2 separate regions of the Homo sapiens genome follow, and region 1 is linked to region 2. Evidence: chromatin loops called from intact Hi-C (ENCODE). Cell type or tissue: endothelial cell of umbilical vein. All regions are shown on one strand.

Evidence for each region. Hi-C counts contacts between places; a loop is a spot of excess contacts. Peaks named below come from ENCODE experiments on the same cell type or tissue, not always from the same donor. Only the 100,000 strongest peaks of a DNase experiment are listed, where the experiment ranks them.
Region 1: it touches region 2 in a loop (6-fold over the local background); 2 of 110 quality-filtered maps call a loop at or near these places.

The regions. Positions count from the first base shown.
Region 1 is chr5:76,789,621-76,792,120 of GRCh38, forward strand. No RefSeq gene overlaps it. Among named protein-coding and RNA genes, the nearest start is that of F2RL1, 28 kb to the right of the region's middle. In endothelial cell of umbilical vein, no CTCF peak of the experiment used is centred here; DNase peaks (open chromatin) are centred at 1,321 and 2,021; H3K27ac peaks cover 2,500 bases.
Region 2 is chr5:77,076,799-77,079,298 of GRCh38, forward strand. ZBED3 (zinc finger BED-type containing 3) reads right to left here. Exons shown (of 3, transcript NM_032367.4): 2 at 1,796-1,930; 3 at 1-1,097. The coding sequence starts at 1,080. The coding sequence ends at 376. Among named protein-coding and RNA genes, the nearest start is that of SNORA47, 2.5 kb to the right of the region's middle. RefSeq lists a silencer at 640-1,049. In endothelial cell of umbilical vein, a CTCF peak has its summit at 945 (motif pointing left); DNase peaks (open chromatin) are centred at 633 and 983; H3K4me3 peaks cover 869 bases.

The sequences.
Region 1 (2,500 bases), 290 kb before region 2:
CTCCTGCCTCAGCTTCCCGAGTAGCTGGGACTACAGGCGCACGCCGTCACATCTGGCTATTTTTTTGTCTTTTAGTAGAGATGAGGTTTCACTGGGTTGCCCAGGTTGGTCTCGGACACCTGAGCTCAGGAAATCCACCCTCCTGGGCCTCCCAAAGCGCTAGGATTACAAAAAAATCCTCTTTGACTATCCTCTATTTCCTTTCTTTTGCTCTTTCTTCCCTTATCTTCCTCACCAACTTTTTAATCTACATACAAAATATTCTGTGCATTGTGGAGAGCAGGGAATTGAAAGTGTGGTTGGCTGAATAATGGTCATCCAGAGATAGCAGTCCCTAATCCCTAGCACTTGTAAATGTTGCTGTATAAGGAAAAACGGGCTTTGTGTATGTGACTAATTTAAGGATCTTGCCATGGGGAGATTATCCTGGATTATCTGGGTGGACCATCACAAGTGTCCTTGCACAAGCCAGGCAAAGGGAGATTAGACGCACAGCAAGAGAGGAGGCAACGTGGCCACCAAGGCAGAAATTAGAATAATACGGCCACATGTCAAGGAGAGCCAGCAGCCACCAGGAGCCGGAAGGGACAAGAAGCAGATTCTCCCTAGAGCCTTCCAAAGGCCCACAGCCCTGCTGACAGCTCGCTTCCACCAGTGATACAGATTTCAGACTTCTGGCTTCCAGAACAGTGAGAGAATATATTTCTGTTGTTTTAAACTATCTAGTTTATGGTAATTTGTTACTGCAGTCACAGGAAACAAATACGCAATATGAAGAAGATGTGAAAATATTATACCTTTAAAACAAGGCAGAAAGAAGGAAGCAAGGATGCTGAGCTCATGAGTGCAATGTTAGTCACCTAGCACACAAAGGAGTGAAAGCCAGATAAAATAATCCAGAAAACCATGTGTCTTTCGAAAATAAATCTAGGATTAGAATAGGACAGACTGAGTAACACAGGGAAAAGTAATAACTCTGTTGATCCATCTAAACCAGATATATAATCTCCTGACAAATAGAGCAGGAGGTATGAATAGGAGGACATTTTAGTTGTTTAACTGGTGAAATGTTAGGGGGTGGAAGGGGGAAAGAGTGGCACAGGCTAAATCGGCTAGATGACTCAGAAAATGAATTTGTTTTCAGATAATTGCTTCCTAACGTAGCAATGATGCAGCTCTTAGTCATTCCAATAGCAAACAGCCATTCTGATAGCAATTCCACAGAGACAGCAAACCAGCTAGAACAAAAGACTGCTCCACCCACAACAAGGACTCTGGTGGGAAAAAGTTCCTAGTGAATGAATCCAACATAATTGACTCTGAGCTGCTCTTGTGTCAAAGACAGGCTATGAGAAACTGGCATGGATGGGAACAGCTTCAGACATTGGCTTCCTGTTGTGTCTTCTTGCTGCTGTGAAATGAGGCTCTAAGATAAACAGAGCAGAGGCACATCTGGAGAGGAAGGTTACCAGAAGGGTGATGTCACTAGCAGCAAATCAGAACCCCATCTTTCAGCCTAGCAGGGATTTGAAGGATTTGTATCATAGTATGCAAGGGGCTTCCAGCACTGCATGGCCTCTATCTTTAATCAAAGTCAGAAGCCTACAGGCAGGAGTGGGCTGAGCTTCTCATGTGTGCTCACATCGTGCTGGTGAGCCACTGAAGGCCTGATAGGAGGAGAGTAAGACTCAAAAACTCTGCTTAAAATCCAGATGTGTAAATGAGACGTACTCTATTAAAGAGGACAAGAATCAAACATAGGAAAACTATTATACCACTAAGATGACACAAGGCCCAAGCTGAAGTGCTTAGAAGTTTGTGGATATGAATTAACATATTTTTTTTCTTGAGTTAGCATGTGATTCCTACTCTTTGAGAAAGGTGGCTTTAGCCATGAGCTTGTACTGTTGGTGGGACTTGCTGTTTAATCAGTCAACAAATCACCAATGGGCACAGCTGTGTGCTAAACGCCAACAGGAATATAAAAGCACAGCATCCCTGATCTTAAAGGGTTTTTGCAGTTCTGCTGGGAAAATTAAACAAGCAGGAAACATCAGCATTCCAATGCAGTAAAAGCATATTGTGTACTCTTGCCTGTTGCTGCTACAGGAGTTTATTAATTCATCCACTCAACTAATAGTTATTGAATGTCTGCTTGGTGCCAAGCATGCTTCTGGGATACAGCAGTGAACAAACCAACACCAAATCTCTGCCTCATAGAGCTTACATAGGGTTGGGGAAGGTCAGACGCATTGGAGATATCTACTAGACACCAAGGTGGAGATCAGATTGATGAGGGTGGAGCTCAGGGAAGAGATCTGGACCAGAATTCAGAACTCAGAAGATGTAAACACCAGAGTGGGCTGGAGATGCTTCAGGGAGCAGGGAAGACTTGAATGGGGCCCGTTTCACAACAGCAACAAAAGCCTCTTTCACCAGTTCTCTAGGCCAAGGCCCAAGCCCTCCTGGTTTATCTACTGCCTCTTTTCCCCACTTCTCC
Region 2 (2,500 bases):
GCTCTATCCTTTCAAAGTCACCAGGTTCGGGTTCCCAGCCCTAAGTGGCCATGGCACTGGGTGGTCTGGGTTCACGGGGCTCCTGGAGCTCTCGGGTGTCCCGTGTGCCACCCCAATTCCTTGCGTGCATGCCCACGAAAGGCCGCCCAGGCACCCCCGGTGACCCCATGGAAGTGAGTTTTGGTTCTGCTCTGGCTTCGAAGTGCTTCTCAAGCTGAAGCCTTAGGGTGTGGAAGATCCTACAGTTAGCTGGAGCTTCCGAGTGAGTAGCGGCTGCGGGCCTGGCTTCGGTTACGGCTTCGGTCCCAGCGGGGTCTGAAGGCATTGGCATTGGACGGAGAAGCGCTGTCCTGGGGTGGGGAAGTGGCCACACCCCTACAGGAGGACCTTTGTGATGACGCAGCCGTCCCTGTCACCCTCGGGGTCGTCCTTGAGCGGCGGCGGCGCAGCGGGGGCCCAGCCCAGGGCGCCCTCACGGCGGCTCACATCCCGCAGCCGCGCCTGCAGCGCCTCCCGCTCGGCCTGCAGTTCCCGGCGCGCCTGGGCCGCGGCGCGCTCTTCCTCCTGCAGCGCCCTCCGCCTCCGCTCCAGGGCGCGCTCGCCCTGCTCCACGGCCAGCTCGCGCCGCTCCAGCTCCCGCTCCCGCCGGCTGCCGCGCACGGCCAGCGCGCCCATCTGTTCCAGCAGGCGCGCCCAGTCGCCCTCGGGGGCCGCAGCGGGGCCGGGCGGCGGCGGGCAGGGCGCGGCAGGTGGGGAGCTCCCGGCGCCGCTGCTCTCCAGCTCCCGCCGGTGCGCGCTCCTCAGGTGCCTCCACAACGCCGAGGTCCCCGCGTGGAAGCCCGGGCCGCGGCCCACCTGCTCCCCGCACAGACGGCAGGTGGCCCAGTGGCCCGACGGATGCCCGGGGCGCCCCGGCGCCAGGTGGAAGTAGCCCCAGGCCTCGGAGTATGGCGCCCCCAGGCGGCCGGGAGGCGTCGGCGTCGGCGCCGGCCCCAGTCCCGGACACTGACCGCCCCGCGCCGCCGCGTCGTCCAGCCCGCGGGCCTGGTCCATGGTGCAGGCCGGCTCGCCACTCCTCATTCTGCGGCGCCCGCACGCTGGGGAGCAGGGGAAGAATAATAATGAGTGTTAGGATCACGCACACAGCTCCTAGACTACAGTTAGCCTAAGAAACCATGCCGCCCTCCATTTTCTTACCGATGAAAAGCCTATAGTGTGTGTAGATAGTCTAAGTTTCTTTCTAATTAATCTTCAGTATTAAGTGTTGATTCCTCAGAAAAAACTGTTAAAAATATCTAGCCCTTCCTATACTAGGAATCCTCTTTGAAATCAAGTGGGTCCCCAGTCAACAAGTATTTATTCTAATAGCGGGAGGCTAAGCTGCTTGAACAGAAAGAACTAGCTAACTCCGTGCTGTGTCTGTATTAGCTTTAACTAGTCTCTGCTTTCTTAATAACAACAACGACAACAATAAAAAAGGTACTGTCTTCAGAATAACAGCTAGGCTCCCTTATGCAGTCTTCTCTGGGTGCTGCACAGCACACTTGAGCAATGACCAGAAAAGACAGCTTTGGGAATGAAAATTTTGTTTCTTAAACTTCAGGAGTGGAAGAGCCAGTGGTGAACAGCCTTTTAAAAAGCTTTCAAAGACTGTATGTTTTTCAAGATAAAAATATGTTTTTGTGATTATAAAAACAATCTACTTATGAGAAAATCGGCAGTACTGAAAGCAATGCTTTTAAGATATGCACATTTAGGAAATAGCAATATCCAAAGCAGCATTCTAAATTTTTACCTTTAAATTAGACAGTGGGTAATTTCCCAAGGATTCTGGGGTCCCTGTCATTGCCTCAGGGTTTCCAACCATCTCAGGTGGGTAGAAACAATGCATGCAACACGATTCCTGAGTTCTGAAGAACCATCAGCAGTGCTAGGAGTAAATTCAGAGGACAGGCAGGCCAGTGAAAGAAATGCATTCAAACCACCTTAAAGACAGATACTAGAAATACTGAGCAGCGCCATGCCCTGGTTCACTTTTTCTAACCCTTTCATAGATACCCAAGGCATAAAACAAATAAAATTAGTTTTCTTTATTGTTTGTGCTAACTAAAAGATCCCCTCTACATATTTGCAAGATACAAAGTTTGCTCAATACTTTTAATTAAGGAAGAAAAAGAAATAAAATAACGTCTTGCTTTGTTCAACACAAAATCTGTTAAAAGGATCCAAACATAATGCAATGTCATTGCACAGTCTTTTTTATTAGGAAACTAATTCACTACTGCAATAACCTATTAAAGAAAAGGGAATACAGAAAAAGGTGAAGTTTATTAGTTAGGAAATAAGTTCACAAAGGACCAAATGTGTGATTCTAGATAAATTTGCTTTGAAAGTTGAAAAACAATGAGAAGAAAACACATGACAGACTTCTTGAGCTCTTCTGAGAACTTAGGGAGAAAATCAAGGGCAAGGTGAGACCCAGGCACAGTGAGATCAATGC